3 separate regions of the Homo sapiens genome follow, and regions 1 and 2 are each linked to region 3. The links are chromatin contacts, found by Hi-C in ENCODE. All regions are on one chromosome and are shown on one strand. The core of a region is the stretch at or near the end of the contact, and the rest is flanking DNA. Distances in the headings are between cores, read along the strand shown.

Region 1 (2,700 bases), core at 63-2,562, 410 kb after region 3:
ATCATCACAAGAACTGATGGGGGCAGGTAATATTATTCTTTCCATTTTATAGACATGGAAACTAAAGCACAAAGAAATAAAGTAGCCTGCCCAAGGTCGCAAAGCTAGTGAGTGAGAGAGACAGGATGTAAACCATACCGCCTTCACTTGTGTTTTTGTAATCACTACCACTCAATACTTATGATTTAACATTTGCGGTACTAAAACACTCTCTTCCTAGGAAACTTCCCACCCGCCTTCACATCAGTGCATAGAGTAGATCGTAGGCACAAACCATTCTCTGCAAGTGTTTGTTGATTTCATAGAATTAAAGGGGGATCAGAAATCAAAAAATCAAATTTGAAATCTCTTCTAAATCATCTCCAAATAGAACCAGGAATGAAAATCCCCCGAGGCACTCCCATCCTGAAGTTTAAGCAACTGAGTATAGAGAAATAGAAAAGACAGACTGGAAAAGGTATTTGAGAATTTGAACAACTCTGGAGCTGTTCCTAATGAGTAATCTCTAATCTCCAGAAAAAGAAGAAAAACAGGAATCGATCTGCTTATGCGGCAGTTTGAATAGTCTAGAATACAGATAAGGATGAACTTTCTAACAATCAAGTGTCTGAATGATTCTGGCAGAAAAAAAAATGAGTATGGAAATTGCTTAGAATCTCTTTTGGGGGGATGATCTGCGATGATACCCTCGGACCTAAGACGCGGGGAGACATCAGGGCTGCCCTCCTTCCAGCCAGAGACACTCAGAAGGTGTTTGTTGGCGGTGAGACAGAAATAGTGTGAATTGAAAACCAGAAAGAGTAAACCACAGAGCAGGAAATTTCTGCACGAAGAAAACAGGGAAGGAACAACGAGCGATGAGAGAAGTCAGGAGGACACTGAAGGTCTGTAGGGTTCCCGGCAGGGCAGCAACCGAGACCTGAGACGCATCCTCCTCCCTCCTCCAACTCCAGGCCTCCCATGCCTGGCCGCCAGGTGAAGGCAGCAGGCTTAGCCGTGGACTGCGTGGTGCAGGGGAACCCCGTTTCCTCCTCACAAAGATGTTGAAAGGAACCCATTCACAGTAACCCAGAAGAGGAAGGTGTGGTTCCGGCCCCCCAGGTCAGAGATCCCCTGCCTCAGAGCAGACTTACCCAGTAGGAGAACAGCACCCGGAATGACAGAGGCAAAAACCAGGAGCAGGGGTAGCCTCATGGCCCAGGGTTTATCCTTTCCTTCTCCTGATGGACAGGAGGGCGGAACTAAGACGCAAAACAACGAGGCCCCCCAACTGCCTCTCCACCTAATCCAAGTTCCCAGAGCTGCCCAGCTGAAAAGAACTACAGAGGAAGCCCTCCCTTTTAAAGGGCTCCTGAATTTAGGGAAAGCCTCTACTGAGGAGACATCCTGTCACATGAGGGTGGCTGGAAAAACAGGAATTCAAAGTAACAACTTTGCTTCGTAAGCTAACTTCTGAGAAGAGCAGACGCAGAGGAAGGGGAGAAAGGGACACGTGTGGGAGAGGAGTGGCGGGGTGGGGAGGAGAGAGGGCGATGGTGATGGTGAGGAGTCAGGAAGGAGAGAAGTGAAACAGCCTGGGAGCTCCCGGCCTGCTCAGATGGGGCTGGGTGGAGATCAAGCTGCAGGCCATTACCTGTGCCGGAAGACGGAGCTTCCCCTGGGAAGCAGCTGAGTCAGGGGTCCCTCAGCAGACAACCTCCACTCTGAAGTGACAGCCACACGGGCCCTGGAAAGGACAGTTTTACGCTGGAAACACTTCAGAGTTGAAGCTCATCCCCTTCAGTTTCCACATTCAGTGCTTAGAGCCTTTCTTTTTTTTCTTGGAAAGTTTCAACAGAAAGTTCCGTGGAGCTTCATTTCCTCCAGGCAGAAGAAAAGTGAAAAGGAGGCTACACCTAAGAGGGAATGTCAGTCAGGCCAGGAAGGAGAAAGTTCTAGAAACCTTTTGCTAGAACGTTCTCTAGAAAGCCAGAAAAAACAGTGGTAAAGGATTTGCAGTAAAGCCTTGCTGCCCAGCCTCAACCATCCCGGTCCTCTTCAAGTTTAAGTGGGTCCCCTTGCTAGAAAAAGAAAATCTGGCCAGGCACAATGGCTCACGCCTGCAATCCCAGCAGTTTGGGAGGCCGAGGCAGTCAGATCACCCGAGGTCAGGAGTTTGAAACCAGCCTGGTCAACATGGCAAAAACCCGTCTCTACTAAAAATACAAAAGTTAGCCGGGTGTGATCATGCACACCTGTAAGCCCAGCTACTCAGGAGGCTGAGGCAACAGAATCGTTTGAACCTGGGAAGTGGAAGTTACAGTGAGTCAGGATCGCACCACTACACTCCAGCCTGGGCGACAGACGCGAAACTCCATCTCAAAAAAAAAAAAGAAAAGAAAAAAAAGAAAAAGAAAATCTGATTGTTTGGTCAAAAGGTATATCTTTATTTAAAGGCAAGTGGAATTCTTTCTTAGAATAAAATATGTTTCTAGATCTTTCATTAAGCAGAAAATAACCCTCCAAACATTTATGTTGTCATTTTTCAAAAGTAGAACAGGAATTTAGAACATTTTAAAGCAGAAACTAACGATTAGCTGGCCAAACCGTTACTAGAGTGTGGAATATGTTAGTAATTCAAAAAGAAGCTACTGGAAACATTGTAATTTTTAAAATTTTTTAAATGAATAGTTTTATCTTCAAACGGAAAGCCTCCACATT
Region 2 (2,700 bases), core at 164-2,663, 460 kb after region 3:
TGACTCACTCTCTCCTGAAGACCAGCCTCACAGGGCTCATGACACCAGCCTGGACCTTCAGGGAAGCTCTCAGATAAGCCTCATCAACATCAAATCATGAATGTTCAGGGTCTATGAAATTTCACATAAACAACTATTTGACTATTCCTCAAAAATAATTCATATGCTCAATCCTTACTTTGTCTAGTAGCAATTATTTTTGCATCATCTTCATGTAGCAATCAAGACATGACACCCTATATATTACCCCATATATTATAAGAGCCAAATGCACTCTGGGTGAAATTATGTTAATGACATTAAAAGCACTGCATTTTTCTGGCTGCACCTGGTGGCTTACGCCTGTAATCCCAGCACTTTGGGAGACCAAAGTGGGCGGATCACTTGAGGTCAGGAGTTGGAGACTAGCCTGGCCAATATGGTGAAACTGTGCCTCTACTAAAAATAAAAAAATTAGCCAGGCGTGGTGGCGCACACCTGTAATCCCAGCTACTCAGGAGGCTGAGATGAGACAATAGCTTAAACCCCAGAGGTGGAGGTTGCAGTGAGCGGATATCATGCCACTGCATTCTAGCCTGGGCAACAGAGTAAGACTTCATCTCAAAAAACACAAAACAAAACAAATAAACAAAAAAAGCATTGCATTTTTCTTGAAACACACCTGGCATTCAAAGTCAGAAAAAATAAAGGAAAAGAAAATTGTATGAGATACAGGAAATTGTATGGAATCAGACAGACCTAGGCTCACAAATCCTAGCTCCCCCATTACATAGCTTTTTTTTTTTTTTTTGAGACAGGGTTTTGCTGTGTGACCCAGGCTAGAGTGCAGTGGCATGATCTCAACACACTGCAGCCTTGATCTCCAGGGCTCAAGTGATCGTCCCCCTTTAGCTCCCAGAGCAGCTGAGACTACAGTCACGTACCACCATGCCTGGCTAATTTTTTAATTTTTTTGTAGAGACAGGGTCTCACTACGTTGCCTAGGCTGGTCTTGAACTCCTGTGCTCAAGCGATCCTCACACCTAAGCCTCTCAAAGTCTTGGGATTACAGGCAGGAGCTACCATGCCTGGCTCCACTTGCTAGCTTTATCAGTTGACAAAGTTAATTACTTCAAGTTTCAGTTTCTTTGTCTATAAAATGAGAACTTTAGCATGTACACTTCGCTGAGTTGTTGTAAAGTTTAAACTTAACAGTACAGAAGGTGTAAAGCTCCTAGAACAGTGCTCAGTGGCTGCTTCTCTTCTATGCCAGTAAAAGATAACTATATGATAATGCTCACGAATGTGGCCAGAAGGAAACAGTTTCAGTTTCACTGAAATTACAGATAACCTGTCCACTGTCTAAACACTATTTAAAACACGTGTGGCCAGCAACACCGGCAAAACAGAAACTAAAGACTGGAAGTGTATTTCCCAAAAGAAATCACTGAGAGATGTAGTCATGACAACCCGAAACACTTTAGCACAGGGGAGGTACCTGAGCCAGATGCACAACATGAAATCTGAACAGACACCAGAGATGACTGGTATACCACATGCACTAAGGGGCAGAAACAAAAGCCTACTCTGTTCCTTAACTCTCAATTGCCCCAGGAGAATGGGACCTTGTCCTTCAAAGAGGCAGTTTGGGACAGTGGCTAGAAGTACCCATTATGGAGTCAGGTAGACCTAGGTCCAAAGTCTGCCTCTTCCACTCTGTCTAGTTCACTGACTTTGGGAGAGCTGCTGAAACTCTCTAATCGGCAATTTTCTCTAGGCAATAATAACGATAAACTCATAAAAATTCTACTTTAGGCTGGGCACAGTGGTTCATGCCCGTAATCCCAGCACTTTGGGAGGCTGAGGCGGGCAGATCACTTGAGGTCAGGAGTTCGAGACCAGCCTGGCCAACATGGGGAAAATCCATCTCTACTAAAAATACAAAAATTAGTCGGGTGTGGTCGTGCACAACTGTAATCCCCACTACTCAGGAGGCTGAGGCAAGAGAATCGTGTGAACCTGGGAGGCAGAGGTACAGGGAGCCTAGATCGCTCCTCTGCACTCCAGCCTGGGCAACAGAGCTAGACTCCATCTCAAAAAGAAAAAAAATACTTTATGAGGTGAAGTAGATATTTCTCTGTCTTTTTGTTTTTCAGAGTTGGGGGTCTCCATCTGTCACCCAGGCTAGAGTGCAGTGGCACAATCATAGATCACTGCAGGCTCAAACTCCTGGGCTCAAGCCAACCTCTTGAATAGCTGGGACTACAGGCGTGCACCACCACATCCTGCTGATTTTGTAATGTTTTGTAGAGACGAGGTCTCACTATGTTGCCCAGGCTGATCTCTAACTCTGGGCTTCAATCAATCCTCCCACCTTGGCCTCCCAAAGTGTTGGGATTAAAGGTGTAAGCCACTGTGCCTGGCCTATGAAGTACGTGTTTCTGTACCACCTCATATCAGTACTTACATGGCACATAATCAGTGATCTATAAAGAATCAATTATAGCCTAATAATAATAACAGTAAGTTATATGGGAAGGTTTGCTGCCTAAATGACATTCAGAATCTAGAGTCTTAGGGATTTGAGTCAATGTGAAAACAAAAAACCAAAATACAAAAAAACCCAAGAGCTTCTTCCTGGGCTGTGGTGGGCCAGTTTCCCATTGGTTTATTCCTGTTGTCATTTGAACCTTCCACCATTCCCTCAAAATTCCAACCCAG
Region 3 (2,700 bases), core at 42-2,541:
ATAATAATCACCATGTAGCTTTTTGGTTTGCTTAAGACTAAAGGGGCTCAAGGGATCCACAGAGATGCTCTTCTTTTGATGGACTTTACCAGATAGTGCTTATACTCAAGAATCTCAGAGAAGCATTCAAGACTTAGTTTATTTTTTATTATTTATTATTGCTATTTTTGAGATGGAGTTTTGCTCTTTTTGCCCAGGCTGGAATGCAATGGTGTAATCTTGGCTCACTGCAACCACCACCTCCCAGGTTCAAGCAATTCTCCTGCCTTGGCCTCCCAAGTAGCTAGGATTACAGGTATGCACCAACACATTTGGCTATTTTTTTTTTTTTTTAGTTGAGACGGGGTTTCACCATGTTGGTCAGGCTGGTCTCAAACTCCTGACCTTAGGTGATCCACCCGCCTCGGCCTCTCAAAGTGCTGGGATTACAGGCATGAGCCACCACACCTGGCCTCAAGACTTACTTTAAATTAAAATAACAGGAGAGAATTATAGAATGACAATCACCAAGGATTCTAAAAGTCTACATAACCATAAGCACAATTGTTCACAGAGCATCTAGACCCGATCTCAGTAAGAAACAATGAAAGCACTGACTTGGCACCAACACGAGACTGAAAAACCAGACCACAGGCTTCTCTTAAACATCAACATGGCCTTGGGAGTGGGCAGTGGAGGGACGCGGAAAATTTATAGCCTCCTAAAAAGATCCGTCTGCTTTCTTAAATTCTTCACCTCGCTTATTTCCTTAGTGCTGTGCTCATCAAAAAGCACAAATAAAATACATATTCAGGACATCCCAAGTATAAGAAAAATTATCTGACACAGAGCAGCAAAGGACAGAACATGCATAGCCATAAAAGAGTTTGGCGAGTTTTCATTTTTATTTCTTAAGAGGTTTCTAATCATATCTAATTCAAAATGACCATTTTGTCAAAGTGTGTTAGAAACAAAGGCTGGGCTTCAGTTTGTGCCCTCCTTTTTAATCAAAAGTTTTGTGCTTACTTAAAATTCTTTGCAAATCCTCAGATTGGTCCCAGAAATGCCCCATTTCCAGGGGGCCCCCTGAGTTCAGCCCTAGCTGGAGCTGAACCAGAAATACAAGCAAAATGTCTGGTCTCACCGTCAGACCCGCTCCGATGGTCATGAAAATTTGGAACAAACCAGGCCCCCTCACTTAGATGAATGTGACGTACTTTCAAAAATGGTAAAATTCAGGCCCTGGATGAAATAACTGAGTTTGTAGGCTACTTGTGAAATAAACACACTGTCTTCATTCAGAGTGCCTGCTATCTTGGGAGGGAACGCTAGATGTCACTGCCCCCATGAATACCATACTGGGAATCTCCGTGAAGGGAAAAAGTCTCAGTATTTCTTGTATTCTAAGTGTCTTGATTTTTGCACAGTGGGTTCAGCACTTTACAACCAATAAGACCCAATGATTTTTAGCCAATAATTTTCTAAAAAACTAAATCCATGTAAATAATTCGTATTACTCTTATCGTGAGCATAAGCATTACATTCTACCTTCCTTCTATGACAAACTGGGCAAAAAATCCCTGGCGTGGACATGACACAGGGACATTCAGCCAGTACACACAGGCACAGCCATCCCAGTTGTTGCCACACCAAAATGCTTCCCTGCTAATTCACAAACAGCCACTGCTACAAGCCCCCAAATGTGTCCTATTACATCAACGGCCCCAAACTCTCACCAGGATCCTACAATTAAAGGAGTTACAAATCTGTTCCAACAGGGCAATGGTAGGCAACCTCCCCGACCAGCTGTTGCCACGCCATACAGTTGTTAATTTTTTTTTTTTTTTTTTTTTTTTTTTTTGAGATGGAGTCTCACTCCATTGCCCAGGCTGTAATGCAGTGGTGCTATCTCGGCTCACTGCAAGCTCTGCCTCCTGGGTTCAAGCGATTCTCCTGCCTCAGCCACCTGAGTAGCTGGGATTACAGGCACATGCCACCACACTCGGCTAATTTTTTATATTTTTGGTAAAGATGGGGTTCCACCATGTTGGCCAGGCTGGTCTCGAACTTCTGACCTCAAGTGATACTCCTGCCTCGGCCTCTCAAAGTGCTGCGATTACAGGCGTGAGCCACTGCACCCAGTCACAGTTGTTAAATATTTTTAAAAGCATCCCTGTGTAAGGTACAAATGGATGCAGAAGTAGAGATCTTCTGTTTTTAATCCATTCCAGGCAGCAATGCTTGTTTCCAAATCAGAACCGGGATGTGCTGCCCCCGTTTTAAAAAATGAATTTGAAACCCTGTCGTGGAAACTTTAGCTTGGGTCCCTTTCAGAAGAACTTATACTTCTATAAAAATTCACCTTTCCCACACACTGCCCCCCTGCCTCCAGTTGTGTAGGGGTAAATTTAAATAAGAAATTCTTTTTTTCAGATACGTGAAGTAAACTGGGAATCTTCTGTAGCCAGTGGAAAGACATCAGCACAAGTTGAATCTGTAGAATAATCTTTAATAAATACAAATCAATCAGGAATTAGAGAACATATTCAAATAATAAGTAGCTACCGTATACTGATCAGATACTATACCATCTAAAACTTAGTAGTTTACATGCATTATCTCATTAAAAATTCAGTTATGTGAATAACTTCTACAGGGTCATCCTGCTAATTCTTGGCCACAGATACTCTGTCCTGACTCCAGAGATGGCTCTTCTAGCCA

Evidence for each region. Hi-C counts contacts between places; a loop is a spot of excess contacts on that map. Pooled maps may share reads with other maps.
Region 1: a map of GM12878 shows a loop between it and region 3 (11-fold over the local background). The contact joins the promoter of MRC1 here to the enhancer-like site in region 3. A Hi-C loop is called at or near these places in 2 of 168 maps with a recorded cell type or tissue (GM12878 and HCT116), 3 of 37 single-sample maps with no recorded cell type and 8 of 50 pooled maps.
Region 2: a loop to region 3 is called in a pooled map, with 2.0 times the contacts of the local background. The contact joins two enhancer-like sites. A Hi-C loop is called at or near these places in 7 of 168 maps with a recorded cell type or tissue (A673, HCT116, MCF 10A and 4 more), 9 of 37 single-sample maps with no recorded cell type and 14 of 50 pooled maps.

Annotation. Positions count from the first base shown.
Region 1 is chr10:17,807,960-17,810,659 of GRCh38, reverse strand. It overlaps MRC1 (mannose receptor C-type 1), which reads right to left and starts at 1,312. Exons shown (of 30, transcript NM_002438.4): 1 at 1,134-1,312. The coding sequence starts at 1,194.
Region 2 is chr10:17,755,689-17,758,388 of GRCh38, reverse strand. All of the region lies in intron 1 of TMEM236 (transmembrane protein 236), which reads right to left. Among named protein-coding and RNA genes, the nearest start is that of TMEM236, 4.8 kb to the right of the region's middle. Within about 2 kb of position 1,413, at least 3 of the 41 ENCODE cell types and tissues checked have a DNase peak (open chromatin) inside an H3K27ac peak, as active enhancers do.
Region 3 is chr10:18,213,767-18,216,466 of GRCh38, reverse strand. All of the region lies in intron 2 of CACNB2 (calcium voltage-gated channel auxiliary subunit beta 2), which reads right to left. Among named protein-coding and RNA genes, the nearest start is that of CACNB2-AS2, 46 kb to the left of the region's middle. Within about 2 kb of position 1,291, at least 2 of the 41 ENCODE cell types and tissues checked have a DNase peak (open chromatin) inside an H3K27ac peak, as active enhancers do.